Regions from separate parts of the Homo sapiens genome. Here regions 2 and 3 are each linked to region 1. Evidence: chromatin contacts called from ENCODE Hi-C or POLR2A ChIA-PET data. All regions are on one chromosome and are shown on one strand. The core of a region is the stretch at or near the end of the contact, and the rest is flanking DNA. Distances in the headings are between cores, read along the strand shown. Region 1 holds the start of NARF-AS2 (NARF antisense RNA 2). Region 2 holds the start of FN3K (fructosamine 3 kinase). Region 3 holds the start of ZNF750 (zinc finger protein 750).

Region 1 (3,448 bases), core at 1-2,500:
GGGTGGCCATTCTGACAGACAGGGAAGCACTGCCTCTGGCCAGAAGCCAGAAACAGACACTTCCAGGGAGGGGCAAAGGGAACAGGAATCTATGAGGTGCAGTGTGTAAATATACATATTTATCAAGCTACAGGAGAAGTCATGAATATTTTTGAAGAGAGAAACATACACAAACACAATGAAGCTTCAGGCCCCTTCACGAGGGTCATGTCATCTCACCAGAACCACTCCATGGTCAGTGTCTCTTATCAGTAAGGAATACTGGTCAATTGGGCCGAAACTGCAAATGAGAGAGTTGTTATCAGCGGTGGAGTCTTTCGAAAGCGCTGGTTTCCGTTAAGCTCTTAGCCAAGAAAACCTAATGGTAGTTAGCCAAGGGTTGGCCTTAATAACAGGTGTCTCACCTCCCATCTGTCATGGCTGAGAACTGCCTTCAAGGCAACCCTGGGATCTCCTTAGCCAGTAGGGGGTTCGTGTAGTCAGTTGGGGGTCTTTGGATTTCATTTTCATTTCTCAGAGGACAGGAAGGAAGGCTCTAACATGGGGAATCCTGAGAACTGCTGCTGTCTGTTAAATACGCCTACAAGTTATTTTTCTTATGTCACACTCTCCCAGACATGTTCTTACTTCTCATTTCTGATTTCTGTAATACACACACACTGATTTCATAAAACGTTTATGAGTCCAACACTTCCATTATAGCCCTGTATCAATGTTTTGCTTAGCTGAAATCAATTTCTTGGAGGAGTAAGTGTTATCTTTACTTTGTAAGCTGTAAGGGCCCAAATCAATGTACTTGGTAAAACTATCCATAGTGAACACACGCAAATGTCAAATGGCCATCATTTAGCATCTGCCCTCGGGCTTCCGGGTCCATCACGTGGTTACTGACAGGCAGGCCGCGCATGCGCGCTGCTACTCCGCCGAGCCTACGTGACACGACGTCAAGTGGCAATGGCGGCGGACGAGGGCTGTGCCCCCGGCCCGCCCCGTTAGGAGCCGCGAGTAAGGCGAGTGTCCAACGCCGAGCTGGCTGACAGAGCCCGGCCGCGGCCTCCGCGGGCCCAGGGGCCTCCAGGCCCCGTGACCACCGGACCGAGCACCCTGGAACGGCCCCAGCTTGGCCTCGGGACAGTCCGCGCGCTCACCGACTCCCTGGTGAACGCCGCTTGGCCGCCGCCGCCGCCGCAGGACCCACGAGAAGCGGAAACCGGCGCAAGGACCCGGTCCCCCCGGCGCCGTACGTGGAGTGAGCCTGCGGTCCGCCCCGCGCGCTCCGATTGGCTCTGGGGCCTGGCCCGCCCCTTCCCGACACTGTCATTGGCCTAGGCAAAGCCGTAAGGGTGGGGAATCCTATTGGCCCAGGGGTGCGGCTTGTCCTCTCCCGGTGCTCTCATTGGCCGAGCGCGGCCGTTGGGGGTGAGGCCGCGTCGGGGGAGGACAACAAAGGGCCGCGGGCGGCGGGCAGTGGTGTCCCAGTCTCCCGGTGCTTCCCTGAGGCTGAGGCGCCCGGCCTCCCGCCCGCCGCGCTCCAGATGAAGTGTGAGCACTGCACGCGCAAGGTGAGCGCCGCGGGCCGGGGAGGCGCGCGCCTGGTGCTTGTCCTGTGGGGCTCTGGGCGGCCGAGGTTGGCGGTCCGGGCCCGCCGCTCGCTCGCTTCAGGGCTCTTCAAGGCGCCCCCGGCCTCGGCACCCTGGGCCCGCTCGGCGTGGAGGCGGCCGGCGCGGGGTCCGCTGCGCTCTGCAGGGCGGGTTCGGTCTTCGCGGTTCTCCCTGAACTTGTCCATCTTTCCCACGCCCGCGAAGCGCGGAAACGCACGGAGACCGAGCCTCTCGTGCCGCGCACCACAGTCCGAGTAAACAGCGGTCGTGGCGGGAATGATCAGAAGCGTTTCGAGAGGGTTTTAGGCGTTTTCGAACCTGCCCCTCTGAGGGTCACCGAGCAGCCGGTGCAGGGGCGGAAGCGGGTGACGGCTGCTGACCGGCGCCTTCCGCGGTTGTCTCCAGGCCATGGCAACAACCGCGCAGCGCACGCAGGGGGGTTTTGTAGCTGTTATTGCCGGAATGGGCTCCTGTGGATGCTGCTCTGTGGCTGGCACTTCTGCGCGTGACGCCGTGGCAGGAGGCTTCCTAACATTCCATGGGTCGTTCATCCCCGGTGGTGGCTGCGTCCTATTCTAAGTACACCTGTGTCCAGGGGAATTCGCCTGTGGGGTGAAGGCTACAGTTGCTTCTGCTTTTTTATTATTGTAAACAATAGAGATGTGTGTGTGTCCTTCAGTACCTGTTTCACTAGAAGGGTTAGAAGGATAGAAGGCCAGGCACGGTGGCTCAAGCCTGTTATCCCAGCACCTTGGGAGGGGAGGCCGAGGCGGGTGGATCACCTGAGGTCAGCAGTTCAAGACCATCGTGGCCAACATGGCGAAACCCAGTCTCTACTAAAAATATAAAATTAGCTGGGTGTGGTGGCGCACACCTGTAATCCCAGCTACTCAGAAGGCCGAGGCAGGAGAATCGCTTGAACCCGGGAGGTGGAGGCTGCAGTGAGCCGAGATTGCGCCCCTGCACTCCAGCCTGGGTGAGAGCGAGACTCCGTCTAAAAAAATAAATAAATAAACTAAAAGAAAGGATAGAAATACATGAGCTTCATTGGTCAGAATGTGCACATTTTCTTAAGGGAGACGAAGTAAAAGTTCATTGATAATGTTCCTTTGCTTTTTTAAGGAATGTAGTAAGAAAACAAAAACTGATGACCAAGAGAATGTGTCAGCCGATGCACCGAGTCCAGCCCAGGAAAATGGAGAGGCAAGTAGATTTTTCAGTTTTGTATCAGCCCAGAGTAAACTACTGCTGCTGTTTTTCTCTTTGGGGGCTCACAGCACCGTGCACATCACTGCTTTAAAGAAGACTGAAGTACGCGGGCATGGTGGCTCACGCCTGGAATCCCAGCACTTTGGGAGGCCGAGGTGGACGGATCACTTGAGGTCAGGAGTTTGAGACCAGCCTGGCCAACATGGTGAAACCTTATCTCTGCTAAAAATACAAAAATTATCCAGGTATGGTGGTGTACGCCTGTAATCCCAGCTACTCAGGAGGCTGAGGCAGGAGAATTGCTTGACCCTGGAAGACAGAGGTTGCAGTGAGCTGAGATTGTACCACTGTACTTCAGCCTGGGCAACAGAGTGAGACTCTGTCCCAAAAAAAAGACTGAAATAGGCCAGGCGTGGTGGCTCATGCCTGTAATCCCAGAACTTTGGGAGGCCGAGGCAGGCGGATCATGAGATCAGGAGATTGAGACTATCCTGGCTAACACAGTGAAACCTCATCTCTACTAAAAATGCAAAAAATTAGCCGGGCGTGGTGGGGGGCGCCTGTAGTCCCAGCTACTCGGGAGGCTGAGCCAGGAGAAAGGCGTGAACCTGGGAGGCGGAACTTGCAGTGAGGCAAGA
Region 2 (3,500 bases), core at 104-2,603, 280 kb after region 1:
CTTCTGCCAGCTCTCTGGGAGCTCTGGCTCTCCCAGTGCTCACTCTTGGAACCTGGCCTCCATGTTCAGGGAAGCTCAGGCCACACCAGGAGGCCACATGGACATGTCCTGCTTGACAGTGACCGCTAAGCCCAGGTTCCAGTGATCCTGGCCGAGGTGCCAGATGTAGGAGTTAAGGAGCCTCCCGATGACCCCAGCCCAGCTGAGCAAGTGGGCAGGACCGCGGGGATAGGCAGCTCCCAAAGGCTCCCTCCCCGCGGCAGGACCCCTGCATCTCTGTGGGAAAAGACAATTGTTGGGGCCCTAAAAAAAACAGATTTATTGATTAAAACCTCATGCATGGCCGGGCGTGGTGGTTCACGGCTGTAATCCCAGCACTTTGGGAGGCTGAGGCACGCAGGTCACCTGGCCAACATGGGGAAACCCCATGTCTACTAAAACTACAAAATGTAGCTGGGCAGGCCGGGCCGGTGGCTTGACGCCTGTAATCCCAGCACTTTGGGAGGCCGAGCGGGTGGATCACGAGGTTAGGAGATTGAGACCATCCTGGCTCACAGGGTGAAACCCTGTCTCCACTAAAACATACAAAAATATTAGCCGGGCGTGGTGGCGGGCGCCTGTAGTCCCAGCTACTCGGGAGGCTGAGGCAGGAGAATGGCTTGAACCCGGGAGGCGGAGCTTGCAGTGAGCCGAGATCGCGCCACTGCACTGCAGCCTGGGAGACAGAGACTCCATCTCTTAAAAACACAAAAAACAAACAATAAAAAAACCTCACGTCAAATGACTTCAGCACGGACTGGGCTCAGGTGCGCACCTGCTCGTGTGCACGCGTGTGTACCCACGTGTATGCATGCATGGGCGCGCGTGGGCATTCCTGTGTCTCAAGTCCCTTTCCCAGGACATCCTGGAATCAGCAGCCCCACCCTGGGCCGGGTCAGCGCGTGCCATCGGAGCCCCCACGTCAGCCTCTCTCTCCGATCGGCACCTGGCGTCCCAGTGCGCAAGCCCCACGTCATCACGGGGGCCGCTGGGCCCGGCCTGGTCTGCAGTGTGGGAAGCCGGCCAGGCCTGTGACCAGCGCCCGGGCCGAGGGCCGGACCTGCGTCCGCTGCGGGGCAGGGATACCGGGTCCCTGCAGGGAGCTCAAGCCCCAGCGCGCCCGCGAAGAGCTGCGCGGACTCCCGGCTGCTTCCCCCGAATCCCGGGCGCAGGAAGCGCGAAGCCGGACGAACGCGGGGAGCGCGCGGCGAGCCCGCCTGAGGCCGCCCCTCCCGCCGCCCGGGGTCACGCGCCGCGCGCTCCCGCCCCGCCCCGCCCCGCAGCGCCTCAGCCGACAGGGGCTTCCGAGCGAGCAGAGTCCCGCGCCCCGCACTCCATGGAGCAGCTGCTGCGCGCCGAGCTGCGCACCGCGACCCTGCGGGCCTTCGGCGGCCCCGGCGCCGGCTGCATCAGCGAGGGCCGAGCCTACGACACGGACGCAGGCCCAGTGTTCGTCAAAGTCAACCGCAGGACGCAGGTGCTGGCCCGTGCGCAGGCGGGGGCTCTGCGGGTCTCTGCGGGGCCTGGGAAGGCGGAGGGGTCGGGGGCAGGCGCATTTCCTGGGGCTGGGCCTGGGGAGGGGTCAGCTTTGGCCCTTGGGAGGTGGCACCTGCTGGGTGAGCCCGGCTCAAGCGTTCTGTGAAGGTTTGTGTCTGCACGATCCGTGACCTTCCTTTGGCCTCCATGCGCAGCGCACAGGCTTCTAGGGGTGGTTTTAACTTTCCTATCCAGCAAGCGTCGGGGGATGTGAGGCTTGGGGTCCTTGGCTCAGCTCTGGGCCGCCCCTCTCAGCCCACCGTCCTCCTGGCAGTGGGAAAGAAGCAGAGACATGGCTGGGCCCCTGGCAGGGACCCCACGGGCCAGGCCAGCGTTCTCCTTCCCACAGGCCTTGTCTGTGTTTAGACCTGATTTCTATCTCCTGCTGAAAATAGTTCTGTTTAAGAATGTATGGAAGGCCGGGCGCGGTGGTTCACACCTGTAATCCCATCACTTTGGGAGGCCGAGGTGAGTGGATCCCTGAGGTCAGGAGTTCGAGACCATCCTGGCCAACATGGTGAAACCCCGTCTCTACCAAAAAATGCAATAATTAGCCGGATGTGGTGCCACTGGCCTGTAATCCCAGCTACTCGGGAGGCTGAGGCAGGAGAATTGCTTGAACCCAGGAGATGGAGGTTGCAGTGAGCCAAGATCGCGCCATTGCACTCCAGCCTGGGCAACAAGAGGGAAACTCCGTCTCAAAAAAAAAAAAGTATGGAAAATGTTAACGGAGGAAGTGGAGAAGGTTAGCTTCAGCCTTGAGAGCCGGCAGGTGGAGAAAGGCAGGCCTGGGTGCCCTCCCGGCCCGAGTGGGCTCAGAAGGCCCTGCACACTCTGGTGGGGGAGCTCTCTGAGGGGCAGCAGGGGTCCTGGTGGGGAGTGCTGGCAGGAGGAACACCAGAGCCATGCAGCCTGGGCGTGCGATCGGATCCTCCGGCATCACCTGCTCTGCCGGCTCAGAACCAAATCCCTCAAAGTGGGGAGTCCTACTCACAGGGAAGCAGTTTTTGGTTCAGGCTTCCCACGGGCTCTGGGAAACTTCCTCAGCTGGTCCTGAAAGCTCTGCAGGGTGAGACCCCTCCTTCCCTCCCACCCCCACGAGGGGCCGGCACATAGTAGCTGCTCAGTCCATGCATAAGAGCAGGTGATGCTGGGGCCCCTGGGGCTTAGCAGCCCCAAGGCCGGGAGTTCCTGGCCTGGTGCATGGGGGGCTCGCCCTGGAGCAGGGCTGGGGTGTGCCGGCCGCCCTCCCACCTGTGGACACTCACACCCACCCTCGGTGCAGGCTGGCCAGGGCTGCCAGGCTGGGGAGGCTGTGCCTGGGCTTTCCCTGGGGTACTTTGAAGGAAAGGGCGTTCTGTTCGTGTGCACCAGCAGATGCTTTGGTCTCATTCATGAGGTTTGATTTTTTTAAACATGCAGTCCTACACTTTGGGCGACTGAGGAAAGGTGGATCACTTGAGGCCAGGAGTTTGAGACCAGCCTGGCCATCATGGTGAAATTCCATCTCTTTTTTTTTGAGACGGACTCTTGCTCTGTCGCCCAGGCTGGATCTCGGCTCACTGCAAGCTGCGCCTCCCGGTTCACTCCATTCTCCTGCCTCAGCCTCCCGAGTAGCTGGGACTACAGGTGCCCGCCACCTTGCCTGGCTAATTTTTTGTATTTTTAGTAGAGACGAGGTTTCACCGTGTTAGCCAGGATGGTCTCAATCTCCTGACCTTGTGATCCGCCCACCCCGGCCTCCCAAAGTGCTGGGATTACAGGTGCGAGCCACCACGCACGGCGGTGGAACTCCATCTCTAGTAAAAATACAGAAAAACACAGCGGGGTGGGGTGGCCCACACCTGTAATCCCAGCTACTCAGGAGGCCGAAGCAGGAGAATCGTTTGAACCCAGGAGGCGGAGGCTGCCGTGAGCCGAGATCA
Region 3 (3,444 bases), core at 253-2,752, 380 kb after region 1:
TGAAGGGCATGCTGTAATTACAATATTGTGATGTGGCGTTGTTGCATAACTCAAGGACACACCATTGTCGCCTACCCACTGTGATGTCGCAAGAACGAGATTTGTGAGTTTTACTCCAATTGAGCTTTTCCAGTGATTGACTGCCACTCCCTCCCAGCCTTTCGGTTCTTTAAAATGAAAGATAAACCTCAGGACAACCAAGACCTGGGGAAAAGACAGTCTTTGGGAATGTAATTTGGAAGAATGGATCCAGAAAAACAACCAGGGGCTCTTAACTCTAGTTTCGGCAGGAGATCCCGAGTTACAGACCTGAGCTCGTAAACAAACGCTCACCACTTTACAGTCGCCGCCTCATCCTGAAACTCCGGTCAGAAATGCTGGAAGGCCTTTGCTAATGCGCAGTGAAAATTAGGGGCACAGATGTGGACGGACTGTGCTTGGTCAGTAATTGTTCTCCTCCAAATCAAGTTTATGAGAAATTTCATATAAGGAAAAAAACCCTTTTGTATCTGTGTCTATATGTACAGAAGACCTTAACAACCAAACAGAAACTTAACCCCTTTGGTTTGGTTTTGTTTTCGAAAGCTTATGCCCAATTTTAAACTTCATGTAAGCTTATGTACTTATTTTAAACTTTAAAACTATTAAAAGTTAAACTAGATAGTAAATTCGGCACTGTCTAATGTGCATACACCACAAACATATAACCCTAAATTCAGCTGTGTCTAATGTGTATACACCACACATATATATAACCCTAAATTCAGCCTGATGTACTTATACCACACATATATAACCCTAAATTCAGCCTAATGTACATATACCACACACACATATATATAACCCTAAATTCAGCCTAATGTACATACACCACACATATATATAACCCTAAATTCAGCCCTAATGTACATACACCACACATATATAACCCTAAATTCAGCCTAATGTACATACACCACACATATATATAACCCTAAATTCAGCCCTAATGTACATACACCACACATATAACCCTAAATTCACCCTAATGTACATACACCACACATATATATATGACCCTTACCTCTTGTTAGCATTTATTGTAGTTTGTTTTTGAGGTTAGGAGCAGTTAAGCAATAATATGAATTTGTGTTGGTTTAACTTTTATGAATTTTAGGGCAGAACAAGGAGTTAATTTCCAGATAAGCTTGTTCATGTTCTTAGAATAAAGTGTCAGCCTCATTAGAAGTTTTGTAATCGTGGTCTGCATCCCAGCCATGCACCTGCTGGGTCCTGAGTAATCCTCGGAGCCCAGAGCAAGGCAGAGCAGACACGGAGCAAACGCTGCGTTCAGCTGGGTATTTTAGATACGTCTGAGAAGAGTTTTAAAATAAAACTTGAATTTGAAAAGAAATAGTGAGTACTTACCAGAGGTGGGCAGTGCTGGGATGTGGCCGGTCTTGGTGCCGGTGGCTGGCGGTGCTCAGGAAGCAGTACCTGTTCTCACGCTTGCTGGGTGAAACTGGAGCCTGCTGTTCCAGTGGGAGGGATTTAAGTGTAGGAGTTGAGCCCTCGGGGCGTAGAGATGCACCTGATATTCCTCCTGCCCGCAGCTACGATTCATGTGTTTGCACCCACCGAGCTGCTGCGGGCAGCCTCCCCAGCACTGGACCCAGCAAGCAAGTTATCTCGCCGACTCCCAGCGCTGTCTCCAGACTCAACTGTCTGTGAGTGCGGCGTCGGTGCTGCCTGGACGGCCATATGTCAGAGGGCTTTCGATGTGTCCGCAGTTAGAATAGAGATTACTATATTCATCAGAATCACACCCGATGAATATTTGGCGTCATGATAAAGACATGTGAGACTTTCCTTTAGAACTTGAGCATGTGTACGCAGGAGGCAAACACTTGGATTGATTCTCAAGCGCGCATACCCTGGGAGGCACAGTATTCATGGCGTCCTTGCCATGAGGTCCAGTGAGGCCTTTGAGGATCTGTGGACCTTCCACCCTCTACCCTGCTCCTGAGAGTCTCTGTCCCTGGTCCTCCTCAGGAGCTGAGCCGGCAGGGAGGGAGCTTATCCCAGAGCCTGGCTGCAGGGACCTGCCGGAGCTTGCCCGACACCAGGCACCGCAAGAGCTGCGGAGCAGGGTGTGTGGGTGCGGGGGAGGGGGCCAGCTGTGCACTCCCGCAAACCACCCTCCCCCCACTTTAAATTGCAGAGGCACTTAACTTGGGGGCCAGTTTTTACCTCCACACCCCCCCACCAAAACTGCTTGCTTGCTTAATCGGAGGCCGCACCCCAGTTGTAGCGAAGGCTGGCATGTGGTGTCGGTTTGAGGACTGGGAAAGGAGGTGGGATGAGCTGGTGTCAGGCCCTTGGATGAGCCTGAGGCTGCAGGGCAGAGGCTGCAGGGCTGTGGCATAGGGACGAGCTGGCCAGGACAGACAAACTGGTTTTTTTTTTTTTTTTTTTTTTTTTTTTTGAGACAGAGTTTCACTGTTGCTGCCCAGGCTGGAGTGCAATGGCATGATCTTGGCTCACTGCGTTTCTCCTGCCTCAGCCTCCCGAGTAGCTGGGACTACAGGCGCCTGCCACCACGCCCGGCTAATTTTTTGTATTTTTAGTAGAGATGGGGTTTCACCGTGTTAGCCAGGATGGTCTTGATCTCCTGACCTTGTGATCCACCCACGTCGGCCTCCCAAAGTGCTTGGATTACAGGTGTGAGCCACTGCACCCGGTCTGTTTTTTTGTTTTTGTTATTTTTTTCCTTAAGACTTAAGATTTTACATGGCTTTGCGTTTACTTTTATATTTAATTCCTTTTTTTTTTCTTTTGAGACAGGGTCTTGCCCTGTCACCCAAGCTGGAGTGCAGTGGTGCGATCACGGTTCACTGTAGCCTCAACCTCCTGGACTCGAGTGATCCTCCCGCCTCAGTCTCCCCAGTAGCTGGGACTACAGGCACGGTCACTATGCCTGGAGAATTTTTTGTAGAGACAGGGTTTTGCCATGTTTCCTAGGATGGTTTAATACCTTAAAATTTTTTTTGGTGGCTTTTGTCCATTGAGACATCCATATACTTTATGAAGTCAAAAAGAGTTATGTAAGTCTTATGACAAAAAACAGCAGTTCCCTGTCCCTCTTACCTATTCCTGGATAGCAAACTATCCCAAACTTAGTGGCTTAAAACAAGCACCGTTTTATTACGTCTTAGGATATATTGTGTCAGGAGTTTGTGGAGGGCCTGGCCGAGTGCTGCTTCTGTTTCATGGACACTGACTGAGGTGGCTCCGTGGGAGAAAGCTGGCAGGTGACTGGTCTGGAGGGTCCAGGACAGCTTTACTCACCTGCCTTCTGTCCTGGAGGGGCAGCTGGAATCCTGAGATCAGCTGGAACCTCATCCTCACTTAGTAGCACTTCAGAGGCCTCCCTAGCAGGGTGGTCAGCTGTATGATGGCTCAGGA

The links. A loop is a pair of places that touch in the nucleus more often than their neighbours do. ChIA-PET counts read pairs that join two places held with the same protein, here RNA polymerase II (POLR2A). Pooled maps may share reads with other maps.
Region 2: a loop to region 1 is called in a pooled map, with 2.9 times the contacts of the local background. The contact joins the promoter of FN3K here to the promoter of NARF-AS2 in region 1. A Hi-C loop is called at or near these places in 4 of 50 pooled maps. POLR2A ChIA-PET finds 5 or more read pairs at or near these places in 4 of 52 experiments (AG04449, H1, HEK293 and 1 more).
Region 3: a map of endothelial cell of umbilical vein shows a loop between it and region 1 (3-fold over the local background). The contact joins the promoter of ZNF750 here to the promoter of NARF-AS2 in region 1. A Hi-C loop is called at or near these places in 1 of 168 maps with a recorded cell type or tissue (endothelial cell of umbilical vein) and 1 of 50 pooled maps.

The regions. Positions count from the first base shown.
Region 1 is chr17:82,457,269-82,460,716 of GRCh38, forward strand. It overlaps NARF-AS2 (NARF antisense RNA 2), which reads right to left and starts at 1,251. Exons shown (of 3, transcript NR_184099.1): 1 at 405-1,251; 2 at 170-280. NARF (nuclear prelamin A recognition factor) reads left to right here and starts at 1,473. Exons shown (of 11, transcript NM_012336.4): 1 at 1,473-1,562; 2 at 2,724-2,804. The coding sequence starts at 1,536. RefSeq lists enhancers at 812-961, 1,395-2,227 and a silencer at 992-1,811.
Region 2 is chr17:82,734,262-82,737,761 of GRCh38, forward strand. It overlaps FN3K (fructosamine 3 kinase), which reads left to right and starts at 1,354. Exons shown (of 6, transcript NM_022158.4): 1 at 1,354-1,516. The coding sequence starts at 1,376. RefSeq lists enhancers at 385-1,097, 1,810-2,522, 2,523-3,234.
Region 3 is chr17:82,838,520-82,841,963 of GRCh38, forward strand. ZNF750 (zinc finger protein 750) reads right to left here and starts at 1,503. Exons shown (of 3, transcript NM_024702.3): 1 at 1,408-1,503. All of the region lies in intron 13 of TBCD (tubulin folding cofactor D), which reads left to right.